Regions from separate parts of the Homo sapiens genome. Here region 2 is linked to region 1. A link is a contact called in ENCODE Hi-C or POLR2A ChIA-PET data. All regions are on one chromosome and are shown on one strand. The core of a region is the stretch at or near the end of the contact, and the rest is flanking DNA. Distances in the headings are between cores, read along the strand shown.

Region 1 (7,920 bases), core at 3,885-6,384:
TGTGCTTTCCAGAGGAAAATGAGAGAGAGAGAGAGAGAGGTTTATTAGAAGGAATTGGCTCAGGTGATTACTGAGGCTGAGAATTCCCAAGCTGCAGTTGGAAGCTGGAGACCCAGGAAAGCCAATGGTGTAGGTTCTAGTCCAAGTCTGAGTCCAAAGGCCTGAAAACCAGGAGAATGGATGGGGTACATTTCAGTTTGATTCCAAGTGTGAAGGCAGGAGAAGACCAACGTCCTAGCTCGAAGACAGGCAAGCAGAGTGAATCTTCTCTTACTTAACCTTTTTCTATGACTCAGGCCTTCAACAGATTGGATGCGGCCCACAAACAGGGGAGGGCAATCTGCTTTTCTTACTCTACCAGATCAAATGTTACTCTCCTCCAGAAACGTCTTCATACACAGCCAGAATAGCGTTTAACCGAATATCTGAGCACTCCGCAGCCCAGTCAAGTAGTCTCAAAATTAACCATCACACCTGAATCCCCACCTTTCATCCATTTCTTTTGAGAATTTGGGGCCAAATAAACTGGTGTCTCACACATACTAATGGATTTAGAGAAGGGCATAGTGTGGGTGTTTTCTGGAGAGGCCAACTTAGGGGTGAAAGAGAACACTGTCATTAAACTGGGGTGTGCTTAGAAAATATTGTGATCACCCCTTCTCCCTGACATAACCTAAAACCAGTAGTCACTACGTGGTCAAAATGCTTCCTGTTCTTCTGTCTTTTCCTAGAGAGTCTTCAAAGTATTTTGCTGTTTTTTCCTGATCCCTGTGTTTGATGAGAGGCTATGGCCATAGTCACTTGTTCCTGGGGTTTCTATAAAGAATCCACAGCAGTAGAAATTTGACCCTTCTTTACAGATAGAGAAGCTCTACAACCTTTGCTCAGTTTTAGGAACATGTCTGTAAGATGTGTCCATATATATGTGTGTATGTGTTTAAGTGAATATGACATCAATGCTCCAAACAACATCAAACTCCAATATTTCTGAGAAATTCCAGGTCCCAAAGAACCTCTCAGGTAAAAGTCCAGTCAGGACCAACCAAAAGAGACCCCTCAACTGCTACCTGCTGTGATGCTAATGGCTCTCTTCTCCCCCAGCCTTCATCTGCTGTTGGAGTCCATACTTCCTGTTTGACATTTTGGACAATTTCAACCTCCTTCCAGACACCCAGGAGCGTTTCTATGCCTCTGTGATCATTCAGAACCTGCCAGCATTGAATAGTGCCATCAACCCCCTCATCTACTGTGTCTTCAGCAGCTCCATCTCTTTCCCCTGCAGGTAAGGGGAGCTCTTGCATGGGTCAGACACACTGATGGCCATTGCACTGGGATTCTGCCAACATGTGGGTTTCTCATGTCCAAACTCTCCAGCAGGTTACAGGATCCCCCTTTTATAGATGAGAGGCTTGAGAGTCAGAAAGATTCCACTAACATGGCTGATTCAAACCCTGGCCCAGGCCACAGCTGATGTGCTTTTTCCTATACCACAACACCTCCTATAGAAACCGCCTTAATCATGACACATCTAGAAGACCTTGCTTTTATTCAAAGCATCTTCACATGAATTGCCTCAATACAATTCTATGACAATAATAGGACATGGAGCCTTATTACCATTTTACAGATAAACAAAGTAAATCTTACATGGTTAATAGCATCATTGAGTTTATATGAATAATTAGCAGAGCTGAAATTAAATCCCTCCCACAGTTATTGTCATTCTTCTGTTTTTCTGCTGTTTTTCAGCTGTTTTCCTGCATAAGCCACAGAGGGTAGGTGGAGAATTCCATAGGAGATACAAGAGGAGAATGATTTAAGTCTTGGGCTTAATGCCAGTGGTTGAAGTTTATATCTTGCCATTGTTTATTCGTAGCGATGTGTGACCTTGGGCAAGTTATTTAACATCTGTAAACCTCAGCTTCTTCATCTGTAAAACAGGGCTAATAGCAGTGTCTACCTGTTGGCCTGTGATGTCTCTGTCCTCTGGGCTCTGGTGCTGACCAGTGAGAAGGAGAGCTGTGAGTCATGGAGAAGGAAGGTCAGGGTATTACATGTAAAGTGCCTGGCACAGTTGTCTGACATTTAATACATTTTTCATAACTATTGTCTCTTAACATGTCTACTTGCCTTTTCATTAGGTCAAATTATTTCCCTCCCTGCTTTATTTTGACTTTCTCCAGGGAGCAAAGATCACAGGATTCCAGAATGACGTTCCGGGAGAGAACTGAGAGGCATGAGATGCAGATTCTGTCCAAGCCAGAATTCATCTAGACCCTAGGGCAGTGCCAGTGCTAGGCTGAGCACCATCAGCTCTCCCAGGTCCTTGTCACCTGCTTGGGCACGTGCATGGAACCCGAGCCAACTTCACCCCACCCTCGTCATTACCTGGGAGATGCACAAGACAAATGTTCTAATGACTGCATGCACTGCTTAAGTATTGGCCAACACGAACTCCCCAGTTATTCATGCCAGCCAGGAAGGAAACGCCTTCCTTCCCCACCATTCCCAGCCCTCCTTCCCACTGGCCAGCACCTGAACCCAGTGAACACAGGCATTAGTGGTCCAGGGTCCTGGCTTGGAGCCAGTGAGTAGACAGGCAAGCAGAGGGGACAAAGGTAGCTGGGTTATACATGAATATTCTCATTACAATAGAAGAAAATAAAAGACTTAATTAAGCCCATATTTTTCCCCCAGTTTTGGATTGGAGGTTCAGTGCTTGTAGCCAAGAAAGTGTTTGTCCTTGAAATGCCAACAAATTCATTTCCAGGCATTGGTGCTTTGCACCTCTTCTGCAGATAGCCTCGGTTTGCAGATGGGTGTGCTGGCAGCAGCCAAGTGCATCTCCTATTCCATCAACAAATGATTTGTGGAAAGGGCATGCTGTTGGCCCTCCAAAACAAGGTGAAATGAAGGGATACTGGTTCTGATAGAAAACAAGTTGTGTTAAAAAGCCATGGGCCCCTGACTTCCAGCCTCTGAGAGCTGGTCCCTAGAACACACATGTCCTTGAGGCCTTTTTTTTTTTTTTTTTTTTTTGACAGAGTCTCGCTCTGTCGCCCAGGCTGGAGTGCAGTGGCACGATCTCGGCTCACTGCGAGCTCCACCTCCCGGGTTCATGCCATTCTCCTGCCTCAGCCTCCCGAGTAGCTGCGACCACAGGTGCCCGCCACCACGCCTGGCTAATTTTTTGTATTTTTAGTAGAGACGGAGTTTCACCGTGTTAGCCAGGATGGTCTCAATCTCCTGACCTCGTGATCTGCCTGCCTTGGCCTCCCAAAGTGCTGGGATTACAGGCATGAGCCACCGCGCCCGGCCTGTCCTTGAGGCTTTCTGAGACCTCTCACTCTGTATTTAACACTTGGGCCACTCTGGGCTCCATTCCTCACACCTCAAGGACAAGTCTTCCCGTTTTTAAATCCCTGAACACTCTCTTTAGTTAGGAGCTAGGTTCCTGCGGCTTTTCCAGGCTTAATGTTTCTCTAAGATCTTTATCGTTTTTGCCTGTCACAGCCTTTGTCTAGCACCTCGGCCAGGAAGTGCTGGTGGGGCTTATTTTGACAGATCTGGAGTTTGGTACTTATGAGCATAATCCAAGTGAAATATGACTAAATGTTTTCTAGTCAATTTCTCCTATCAGATTTTTCCACAAGTGGAAGTGAAATAATTTCATTTGATCATATATACATCCCACCCACGGCTCCGGTATGCACGTGAACACCTTATTTTAGCTTCACGTATATTCTTGACATTAAAATCTCCTTGGCAAAATCCTCCTTCCCAGAATTATTCAGAGCTTAAATCTTTTTTTTTTTTTTTGGCATACTGCTAGTGGAGTCATTAAATTGTTCAGTATATTTTAATAGCACTCCATTCCTCATTATGGTGTCAACTCAAAGTCTGCGTGTTTAAGGTCATGTGGGCTTTTTTTTTTTTTTTCATAAACTCTTTTCAATTCGATCTGACCTTAGGGAAAGTATCTCTTTAGGAGGAAATCAGACTCCTCACTCACCATCTCTCGGAGAATTATTCTCTGAATTTGAGGAGCCTGAATAATCTAGTTTTATTTCTACACAACAGTTTTGAAGGCTGCCTCCCTCTCTGTCCAATCAGCTAAACTTGAGCAACCCTGGAAGCTTTGAGCATTTGAGAAATGCTTTTCAACATTTCACTTTAAATCAAGATGTGCCACAGAAGACCCACGGAACTGTTGCTAAAATAGCTGGCTGCATAGGAGCCAATTAACAGAGCAAAATCTGGCAGATGTCCTACATGGCAAAACAGGAGGACCAGGTTCTCTTGACAGATGCTTTAATTCTTTGTCAAGTCTGGTCTGCAAAATACATTACATGCCTACCTCATCCATCAGTAGAGTCTCAAAGTGAAGGAGAGAGTGGAGTGAGGGGCGTTGTGATCTGTAGAAACTGTGAACATGATTTTTTAGTTGTGATGCTGTCTCTCTCATTTCCCGAGAAGACTGGAGATCAATAAGATAATGGTACAGGTTGCTGCAGGATAATCTACCATTTAAATGAAACTTGCTTTATATTGGTAAGGATTCTGGAATTGTCATTTCCATGTATTTGCTGAGCTTGGAGAAACATGATTTAAGCATTATGAAAATACTGGTAATTGGCCGGGCACAGTGGCTCACACCTGTAATCCCAGCACTTTGGGAGGCTGAGGTGGGCGGATCGTGAGGCCAGGAGATCGAGACCATTCTGGCTAACACACGGTGAAACCCTGTCTCTACTAAAAATACAAAAAGATTAGCCAGGCATGGTGGCTGGCGCCTGTAGTCCCAGCTACTCAGGAGGCTGAGGCAAGAGAATGGCATGAACCTGGGAGGCGGAGCTTGCAGTGAGCCGAGATCACGTCACTGCACTGCGGCCTGGGCGAGAGAGCGAGAATCCGTCTCAAGGAAAGAGAGAAAGAGAGAAAGAGAGAGAGAGAGGAAGGGAGGAAGGGAGGAAGGAAGGAAAGAAGAACTGGTAATTAATAGTCTTGTGACCTTGAACAAATCATTTCACACCTCTGGGCATTGATGGTCTCATCTGCAAGATGGGGACAAAATCAGGCTGGAGCAGAGGATCTTGGTGGTTCCTCCCAGACACAGGGAGGAATCTCTGAGATTGTGTCCAGAGACTGAGAGCTTCTGGAATTCTTTCCCCAGGGGACCAATGACTCAGTGACTTAATGCTGAGTCATTTGCCCTTTAGAGGTGTGACTTCCCTATCTATCACTATGAATGCAGAGAAATATCATTTCCCAACTGAGAAATGCAGTTTGAGCTCTTGGAGAAAATTAGAAGCTTAGTGCTGTGACGTTACTGTTTGTAGCCTTTGATGCCCATGTGGAATCAGAGAAGCCAGCAGGACGATACCTAAAATAAAGGTGCTTACTTCCTGCACCAAGATGTCAAAAAGTCTACGGTTACATTATTGCATGGCATCAGGGACAGGAGAAAATTTAGGAGAGCCAGAGTAGGTGTGCTTACTATATTCAGCCATACTATAGAAAATAAGTGACTCTACTTTACTGAACTAAATTAAATATGAATGGTAAAAACTTCTCTACTTGCAGGGTGCATGTGGAACATAATTTAGTTGAAGTTTACTTTCACTAAGCAACATCTCCCACCTTTTCCCCCAGAAAATGATAACACCTTTTTAATGACTTTCATTTGTGGATAATCATGAGAAAAAAGTGGCCCTTTTAAATCAGCCCAACACGCAGCTTAAACTTCCTAGCTTCATTTGGAAAATTCTGTATACTCATATACAGAAATGACCTTGCCTCTTCCAACTGCATTCACAGTGTCAATCAGAAAAGGCCACAAGCCTGAGTCTGAGAGAAAAAAGGAAAACAAAAATATCTTTAGCAGGAAATAAAGTGATTCTGCTCTTCTAGAATTATCTTAGGTGAGCTACAGACCTGCTGGCAACTCCAATTTTCTCGTCATCATTTGAATGTACCTCATCTTATATGCAGATCGACTAGTGTCCCCTGAAGCTTTCCAATTGCATTTAATTGAAGGGAGAAGGCCGTAACTGTTTAGGTGCCAATCTCTGTGTTTTTGGAAACATGAAAAACCCATGCCTCATTTCTCTGCAATTGCATTTTAAGAATACATTATCCGCAACAGGCTGGTTCAGTTAACATTTTAAAAGTGCAATTCCAGGCTTACAGAATGTTAAAGTGGATGGAGTCTTATATCAGCTGGTCTCATGGTTTTCAGATTGCTCGGAGACTCCAAAGCTGTTCCAAGGAGGTGACTCAATATTAATATTTTTACACGGCCGGGCATGGTGGCTCACGCCTGTAATCCCAGCACTTTGGGAGGCCGAGGAGGGCGGATCACCTGAGTTCGAACAGGAGTTCGAGACCATCCCAGTCAATATGGTGAAAACCCGTCTGTACTAAAAATACAAAAATTAGCCGGGTATGGTGGCGGGCCGCCTGTAATCTCAGCTACTTGGGAGGCTGAGGCAGGAGAATCACTTAAACCTGGGAGGAGGAGGTTGCAGTGAGCCGAGATCGCACCATTGCACTCTGGCCTGGGCAACAAGAAGGAAACTCTGCCTGGAAAAAAAAAAAACAAAAAACAAAAAAAACATTATTACGCACAACAATAGCATAGAAATCGAGAGGCAATTAAATGTAGTTAGTTTCAAGTTCCTTGAATTATCTTGCATGCAAAATGTGGATTATTAGTCATTGATACACCAAGAATGCATGTTACAATTTCAGGGTCATCACTAAAATAGTAGAAATGCAAAAACATACATCTTTCAGAGTAAAAGAGAAGGAAAGCTGAGTGATAAGTCACTCAAACAATTTGAAAGAAAGCAAGAAAAGAGAGAAACAGGGACATAAAACAGCTGGGATAAACAGAAAACACATAGGAAGATGGTGGTTTTTTTATCCAAACTTACTAGTAATTATAAGTGCAAAGAGATTAAATGCCCCAGTTAATAATCAAAGACTATCAGACTGATTTTTTAAAAAATAAATAACTGTCTGCTGTTTACAAAAGACATGCCTAAAACACAAGGATACAGAAAGTTTGAAAATCAAAGAATGGATCAAGGTAGTCCATGGAAACTGTAGCTAAAAGAAAGCTGGTAAGGCTATATTAATAAAGACTAAATACCTTTTAAGGCAAAAAGTATTAGTAGAGTTAAACAGGGACACTTCGTAATGATAAAGATTTTAGTTTAATAAGATGAAGTAATAATTCTAAATTTCCAGGCATTTAAAAACATGGCCTCAAAATATATACTTTTAAAAGTTGTCAGAACTATGAAACAAATAGAAAAATTCACAACCCTAATGGGGAATTTTATCACACTTAATGCCAGTCATTAAAGCAGACAAAAATCAGGAATGATCTGGATAATTTGAGCAACATGAATAACACAGGAAGAGCACTTTACCTTACCACCCCTGAACAGACATTTTTTTCAAGCACACATGAAGCAGTTACCAAAGTTGACCACATGCTAGGCCATAAAACAAGCTTCAACACTTCCACGAGATTGAATTCATATAGTCTAGTTTTTCTGATCATGTTATAATTATGCTGGAACTCAAGAGTAAGAGGATAACTAGAAAATTCAAATAGGTTTGGAAGTTAGGAAATACACTTCCGAACAACTTATTGCCAAAGAAGAAAGCATATGAAAATTAGAAAACAATTGTACTGAATGTTAATGAAAGTATTATGTATTAAATGTATAGGATACAAATAAAACAATACTTAAAGAAAAAAGAGAAGGATTAAAAATCAATAAACAAATTATCTATCTTATGAAGTTAGAAACATTTACCAAATTAAACTCAAGGGAAGTAGAAAGAATAAAATAATAAGAATAGGAGTAAAATTAATGAAATAAGAAACAAACATAATAAAAAGCCTCA
Region 2 (7,920 bases), core at 4,020-6,519, 150 kb after region 1:
CAGAAGCAGCTGAGGCTGGTAAACGAAAAAGCAACAAGATGAAAGGAGCCTGGGTCTCCCCAAACAAAGCAGTTTACACCCTCATCATGCTGTAATAAAAGCCACTAGTCAGTTAAGACCCATCCACTTTGCAATCTTCCAACCAGCTCCTCATTCTTAGATACAAATGTCAAGCTAGGAATCAGCAGGCTGTGGGGATGGAAGCTTCCAATGTGAAAAATAGAAACTAATACAAATTGAAGGGGGACCTAGAGGTAACAAAGACAATGCAACAGGCAGAGAAATTTTCAAACTCAAGATTCTTTAAGTTGGAAATCTAACAGAAATGACAATAAAATGTAAAAATAAAATAAGGGAGAAAAACCCTGAGAAAATTCGACTTCAAGAAGTCCAATATCCAATCACTAACTTTCAAGAAAACAGGAAAAAAGAAATGGAGAAGAGAATGTCATTAGGGAAATAATACTAAAAAAAGTTTTCCTCCAAAGTGAAGAAAGTAAGTGCCCAGATAGAGCGCACAAAGTATGCGATGAGAAGGATGAAATAATATCTACCACATCATGACCTTTTACGGGACTAAAGAGAGAAAGATGAACCCAAAAGGTGCCAGAGGAAAACAACTAGCCACACACAAAAGGAACTAATGGTAGAATAGCACCAGACTTTTGAAAAGCTACACTCCATCTTAGAATACAGTCGAACAAAGCCTTTAAAAGTCTGAGGAAAAATAAAAATCAACAACCAGGCAAACCAGTAATTGAGTACAAAAATAAAAAAGGAAATGTTCAAACATGTCAGACAAATGTATTTTAAAATTATCTCTGTGACTCTCTTGGAAATTACCTGAGGATATGATCCTCAAAAGGATGAAACAGACCAGAAAGAGACCAACCTGGGGTCCAAAACACAATGAATCCAATGCAAGAGAGGAAAGGGGAATTCTCAGGATGGTGGTAAACAAAACTCCAAGGGAATCGCTAAACGGAAGCCCAGGGAAGGACGGGTCTAGGATGGAACCAGAGACAGAGGCTCCAGGAGGGAGGCCCCAGGGGATAGGAGTGGGAGAATTGAAATAATGGATTTTATACATTTGACAAAGTACAAAATAAGTGTTTACAGTTCAGCTGTAGATCTGGAGAGGAATTAATCAGCATACAGAACACCAAGGAAAACAAAATATTAGCAATAATTAACCACAGGAAAAATTTTAAGTTACCAAATAAACAATTATTTATACCACTTAATTCAGCAGTAAGCAATATTTTTACAGTCATAATAATGTAACTGCGGACTATGGTTTTACGTATCAGAATTGCTGAGTTTCCAAAGATCTGAAAGTGGCTTTCCCTAGACAAAGGGATACACAGGGTGGGGAAGACAGATGGGGCAAGGGACCACTGACGTACTTGATTATAAAAAGTTGAATAATGCCAAAAGATATGCATGTATATACAAAGCAGTGAAAATTCAGTTTAAAAACATACTAATAACTAACATACCCATTGTAGAGCACATTAATAGAAAGAAAGTTGTTCAATTAACTTACATGGAGACCTCTTGATCTTTGCCAAAAAATACTTCTAAGGAACAAATCATAAAAATGTTCCAGATAACATTAAAATAGCTGTTCGTATTCACCACCAAAAGAAATAATACAGTATATTTTAACCTTGGCTTGAAAACCATTAAAGAAAAACCTTCCAAAAAAAAGAAAAACTTTCCATACTGAAATTACCAACTACAAACTACCAGATCATGCGAAGGTATGGAGTTACAGTCATCTTACCTGGAGAATGAGGAGTCGGGGAAATGTGTAATCACAAAAGCAGACATTTAAGAATCCGCCCCCCAACATGCAGTATGTTACCTTTCCCTCCAATGTGTCGTTAGTTCAATAAATGAGTCTAAGTAAAATTAACTGAGGAAACTATTAGAATAATTATAAAATTACATGTATGACAGCTAAAAATGGAGCACAATAGGATCCTGAAAAATGGCAATATTAGAAAGAGTAAACTTCCACCTATCAAACCAAAACAATGCATACAGAAATATCAGCTGAAGAACAGCAAAATCCTGGGACCTCAGAATCCTTCGGAAATGAATTATTACAGAACAGTAATATTCTGGAACATCAGAACAGAAAAGAGAACGGAAAGTCTAGATCCTTCTTAGTGTCATGTATCTTTAAAACATTTTAAGTAAAACTTTTTATGAAATATAAATACCACTTACTTTGGCAATGAAATAAACACTTTTTTCTTCATTATGCAGGATCTTTAAACAAAAATTAACTAAAGCTGCAGACAATTTAATTGCTGTGGAAAGAACACTTAAAATGTATTCTCAGAGACAGTAGAGCACACGTTTTGGAGCCACTGTTGGTACTCAAATCCCTACTCTGCCAGTGACTAGCTCTGTGACCTCGGAAAAGTTATTTAATATCCTTGTGTCTCAGTTTCCTCATCTATAAAGCGGTTTACCTATCTCATGGGAAAACCATATGGATTAAATGAGTTTCTGATAGTAAAGAGTTTAGAGCCTCGCACATAAGCGTCATACATGAACTGAACTTCTGCAATCAAAAACAGTCTTCAGTGAAGATTGGAATCTGCAGAAGGAAAGCTTCAGAATGAGTCCATTGGAAAAATACTTCCTAAATTGGTAAACGCTAGTAAAGCTTATGTGATAGATAATATGTTTTTATTGTGCCTTTCATATATGGCAACCATAAGCTAAGTTTTTCTTTCAATATTTTATTATTAATTAATTTATTCAATCAAAAAATATTTTGGAAGGCAAGCATTCTTCTGGGTCACTTGCAAACACTACCTTATTCCATTCTCACATAGAAGACAGAGTCTCTTAAACTCATTTAGGTGTTCTTCCCTCTACTCAATCACTTCTTTAAAAATCATCTATAATCTTCCATTTCAGTTAACCTAATAAAACACTGCACCTCCCTTTTACAACCCTAAAAGACCTCTGTTACTTTATATTTTCTTTTACATTTAAAGGCAAACCAAAGAACTGGCAGTCACTCTAAGTTCTGCTCACATCATTTATTCAAACTATATAAAAACTCAACCTTAACAGATTCCACCCACAATTTAGAGCTTCTATACAGCTTTTTTTGGTCTTCTAGCCTTAATCATGACAGCCTAAGTTTGCCAGACATCTAAGGAAGGCACCTAACATGGAAGGTAGAGACCAAAGGATGTTTAAAAAAACAAGCTAGGCCGGGCACAGTGGCTCATACCTGTAATCCCAGCACTTTGGGAGGCTGAGGCGGGCGGATCACCAGGTCAAGAGATTGAGACAATCCTGGCCAACATGGTAAAAACCCCTCTCAACTAAAAAATACAAAAATTGGCTGGGTGTGGTGGTGCGTGCCTGTAGTCCCAGCTACTTGGAAAGCTGAAGCAAGAAAAAATTGCTTGAACCCAGGAGGCCAAGGTTGCAGTGAGTCAAGATCGTGCCATTGCACTCCAGCCTGGTAACAGAGCGAGACTCCAGCTCAAAAAAAAAAAAAAAAACAAAACAAAAAACAACAACAAAAAAAACCCACACACACAAGCTAGAAGATGCCAAGGTTATTCTGGGAGGGTAAAAACATCATTAATACCCTTAGAGAGAATATTTATTGAATCCAAGAAACAAAAATAAAATACTATTTTTTAAAAAGGAATGTTTATAGAACAAACAAAACTTCTTGGAAATTAAAAGCATGATAATGAAAAATAAAAACTCAGTAGAAGGTTGGAAAAAATAAGGCTGATAAAATGTTCTAGAATGTAGAACAAAGCCAAAGAGCTTAAAAATGGGGGGAAAAAAAAGAAAATTAGAGGACTGGAAACTACAAACATCCAAACAAAAGTTCTGAATCAGAAAACAAAGGGAATAAAATAAGTAAAGAAATAATTCAAGAAAATTCTCAGAAATCAAAGGCATGATTGAAACAACCCATCAAGTGTCCAAGAGAACACATGAAAGCAGATCTACACTGAGACATATTGCTCTGAAATTTCAGAACCATAGAGACAAAGAAGATATTCTACAATCTTCCAGAGAGAGGAAGGGGAAGCAAAGGTCACATACAAAGGTTTAGAAATTTGAATAACTTAGGAACATCTGAATAGCATCATCTGAAGCAACCAACAATGTTCTCTTTTCTTCTTTTGAGACGGAGTCTTGCTCTGTCGCCCAGGCTGGAGTGCAGTGGCACAATCTTGGCTCACTGCAAGCTCTGCCTCCTGGGTTCACGCCATTCTCCTGCCTCAGCTTACTGAGTAGCTGGGACTACAGGTGCCCGCCACCACGCTTGGCTAATTTTTTTGTATTTTTTAGTAGAGACGGGGTTTCACTGTGTTAGTCAAGATGGTCTCGATCTCCTGACCTTGTGATCCACCCACCTCGGCCTCCCAAAATGCTGGGATTACAGGCGTGAGCCACCGTGCCCGGCCAGCAACCAACAATGTTTTCAAGTCTAGAGTTCAACACTCGGCCAAACAGTGAACCAAATACGAAAGCAAATAAACACATTTTGCAAAGTTTCATAAAATGTTTACTTCCCAGCTATCTACTCTCAAGACCTACCTACTAGAAGATGAGGTCTACCAAAGAGGGAAAATAAACCAAGAAAGAGGAACAAACAGGATAAGGGCACAGGGGATCCAACAGGGGAGAGCAGTCAAGGAAATCCCAATGGGATGCCAAAAGGACAGATGTACACAAACCATGGAAGGTAGCCAGTCCAGAACCAAGTACTGACTCATGCCCAAAATCTCCACATTTTATTTGTGTGAGCCTGGATGAGCCTGGACCAGATTCTTGTCTGTATTTTATCTTGGCTCCACATACTTTACTGCTGGCATCAGTTAAAGACACTTATATCACTCACAGAAGTTGTTCTGCTTTGATATGCTCCAGAGAGCCAGGGTAAACAGTGGTGAATTTAGAAAGAGGGAACAGCTCTTCCCCTCATGATATTTCTGCTGGATATTCAGTACCTGGCCACTACATTTCTGCCAGATGTCCCTACCGACTGAGTCCTACATTTATCCCAGGCTCATGACGTTGCCTACTGATGTCCTGAGGAATCAGGCTCCTGGTTGAAAACCTATATGGGATTTCTCAGGCCTGGCCATATGCAAGGCTTTGCCTGACAGGCCTCACAGGGAAAAGAAGCCCTTCACACACCAGGCTTGGTGCAGAGCCAGTGTACTGTAGTCTCTCAGGGGAGTTGCAGTCAATGACTCAGCCACTTCTGGGTGATAAAGCTCTTCTTATATTTGCCTTCCTAGCCCAGGCACCTTTATTTCCTGGTCCTTTTCTCTGCTGTGGCCTGGCGGAGAGGGGCTCCTTGAACAGGCCGCTCCCCACTCTGACTCAGACTCTGCACTCTTTGGCTCCTAGCCCTTCTCCTTTGCCCCATCACTTCAAGAACCATAAACTACAGGAGCCTTTTGTTCCCTTTTGATGGGGGTGAGACATCCTGATCGTCACATCTCACGTATACCATTACAGTAAATGATTAAAGGCTTAACTCTCACTTTTGGCTTGTCGCTTTAACCAGCCACTCCAATACCTGGCAGCTCAGCTCCCTCCCCTAGCTCAGCTGCGCTCCTGACAGCCTCAGAAAGTTCCCTCAGGGAACCTAAAGACCATGACTCAGAAATTCTCTTCTTCTGGGAACTTTCATCTAACAAGGGCAATAGTGTCCTCCCCTTAAGCAGCTAGGTTTGTGCCTGATACTCAGTTTTTCAAAACTAAACACACCATATTTAAGGGTAAACACATGAGTGGCACAATCATAAAGAAAAACAAGGAAAACATTGGTCCAAAAGTTAGGATGTCATTTCTTCTGAGGGTTGAGGGAAGGAAAGAGAATGTATTAAGAAGGAATTTTAAGGGTATGAAAGCTCTGATAATTTATTTATTTTTCTAATCTGTGTCATGGGTACATAAGTATTCATTTTACTAATCTTTAAACATGTATATAAAGATTTTACACAATTCCATAGTCATAACATTTTACACATAAAAAAGTATTTTACTGGTTATTTATTTACTGGGTCATAGATAATACACTCATATGATAGCAATGCATAAAATAAAGTAAGAAATTTCACACAGCTGTTTCTTATAAGATCCTCAATATAAACTGAAGGGATAATTTAAAAGTAAAGTTCCAGTAAAAGTATTGCATGGGATACAATAAACAAAAGTCCAAGTAGGCAGCAGTGACTGGGCAGCTGTCAGTCAATAATGAGACACTCCGCAGGGGCATTGTTCTGTCTCCCCCAGGATGACTCATCAGCCACACTCACTGCCCACTGTTTTCTCCAGAAGACCTCCTCAGATGGCACTTGTTCTAGAATGGAATCAAAGGCTGAAGAGTCTAAAAATCTAATGGGTTATTTTGGGGGCAACCTCAGATAGGATACTGAATGGGAAAGAACTCAGAGTCTAACATAAGATCTAAAAATCAACTTAAGTACTTTTATAATTCTACCATATTTCTCTTATTTTAGGCAAAGGAATTTTTGTCTATTCTTCAGCTCCAGTTTTAAGGAGAGTAGTAGGAACTCTGAAGACAGAGGCAGCAGTAATCAGGGGAGAACGATACAAAGAAATGAAGCTCAAAAAGACAGCACCAGAGTCCTCTCTGGCCAGCCACAGGCCTGGTCTGTGAAAACCCTGAGTGGTTTCAGGCATCATTTCACCATCCTAAGATTCAAAACAAATCAAGCAATCAAAGGCAGGGCTGCTAAGTAAGCAGCTGCACAAGCAGAGCAGTGGGAGAGGTGAATGGGACCAGGGCCTCGCTGCTGGGGAGAGGAGGAAGGGGTGGGAGACTAGATGGGGGTAGCAAGGGGACCCAAGGGAAGTCCAATTAAAAAGTTTTATTGGCCAGGCACAGTGGCTCACACCTGTAATCCCAGCATTTTGGGAGGCCGGGGTGGGTGGATCACCTGAGGTCAGGAGTTTGAGACCAGCCTGACCAAAATGGTAAAACCCTGTCTCTACTAAAAAAAAAAAAAAAAAAAAAAAAAAATTAGCCAGGTGTGGTGGTGCGCGCCTGTAATCCCAGATACTCAGGAGGCTGAGACGAGAATTGCTTGAACCCGGGAGGTGGAAAATGCAGTGAGCTGAGATCGCACCATTGCACTCCAGCCTGGGCAACAGAGTGAGATTTCGTCTCAAAAAAAAAAAAAGTTTTGTCTTAATTTTGTCATGTGAGAGAGAAGGTAAGGGATGAACACATTCTGAGGCGGATGGGAAGGAACCAGGAAAGCAAGCCTGAAGGACAGCAACAGGCAAAGAACTGGCAGCCAGTAGGGATAAATCTAATACCTACAAAGGAATGAGCCTTAAACAAAGGCACTTTTTTCGATGATTCTCTGATTCCACCAGGCCTCTGTATCTCAGTATTGTACTCCCTCTTTTATTTCAGCTAGTCAGAGTATTTCTGGCACCCTTTTCAAAAGAGAAAGAAAAAATCTCCTGCTTATAAACCCTGTTATTGTTTGCACTCATCCTTACATAGCAGTAAAATTTATAATAAACTTTATAGACATATGTATTTTTCCAGAGAACTGTTAAACATATACATTATTTAACAGCTTAATACACTATCCAATCTATTCTTCCTCAACAATGCACCATAACCTAGCTAACCCCGAACTCCAAAATAATACTAAAATCACACTAAAGTGCAAAGAATAAAAGTTTTAGTATCACCTGCTTGATATCTGCCTTAGAGTCCAACACCAAAAGTTTTTTGTATTTATCAATAAGAGAAACTTAAGCATATATGAATTTCCTCCAGAAGAAACTAGGGGGAAAGTTCTAACTGTCCAACAACCAATGCTCCTTCTTACTTGCAGAACAGAGATTTCCACACACTGGGTCTTAAGA

The links. A loop is a pair of places that touch in the nucleus more often than their neighbours do. ChIA-PET counts read pairs that join two places held with the same protein, here RNA polymerase II (POLR2A). Pooled maps may share reads with other maps.
Region 2: a pooled map shows a loop between it and region 1 (2.7-fold over the local background). The contact joins two enhancer-like sites. A Hi-C loop is called at or near these places in 1 of 50 pooled maps. POLR2A ChIA-PET finds 5 or more read pairs at or near these places in 2 of 52 experiments (A549 and Panc1).

What each region holds. Positions count from the first base shown.
Region 1 is chr7:34,847,382-34,855,301 of GRCh38, forward strand. It overlaps NPSR1 (neuropeptide S receptor 1), which reads left to right. Exons shown (of 9, transcript NM_207172.2): 8 at 1,102-1,282; 9 at 2,184-2,597. The coding sequence ends at 2,274. Among named protein-coding and RNA genes, the nearest start is that of MIR548N, 89 kb to the right of the region's middle. Within about 2 kb of position 5,135, at least 2 of the 41 ENCODE cell types and tissues checked have a DNase peak (open chromatin) inside an H3K27ac peak, as active enhancers do.
Region 2 is chr7:34,998,607-35,006,526 of GRCh38, forward strand. All of the region lies in intron 6 of DPY19L1 (dpy-19 like C-mannosyltransferase 1), which reads right to left. Among named protein-coding and RNA genes, the nearest start is that of DPY19L1, 35 kb to the right of the region's middle. RefSeq lists a silencer at 5,152-5,750. Within about 2 kb of position 5,270, at least 19 of the 41 ENCODE cell types and tissues checked have a DNase peak (open chromatin) inside an H3K27ac peak, as active enhancers do.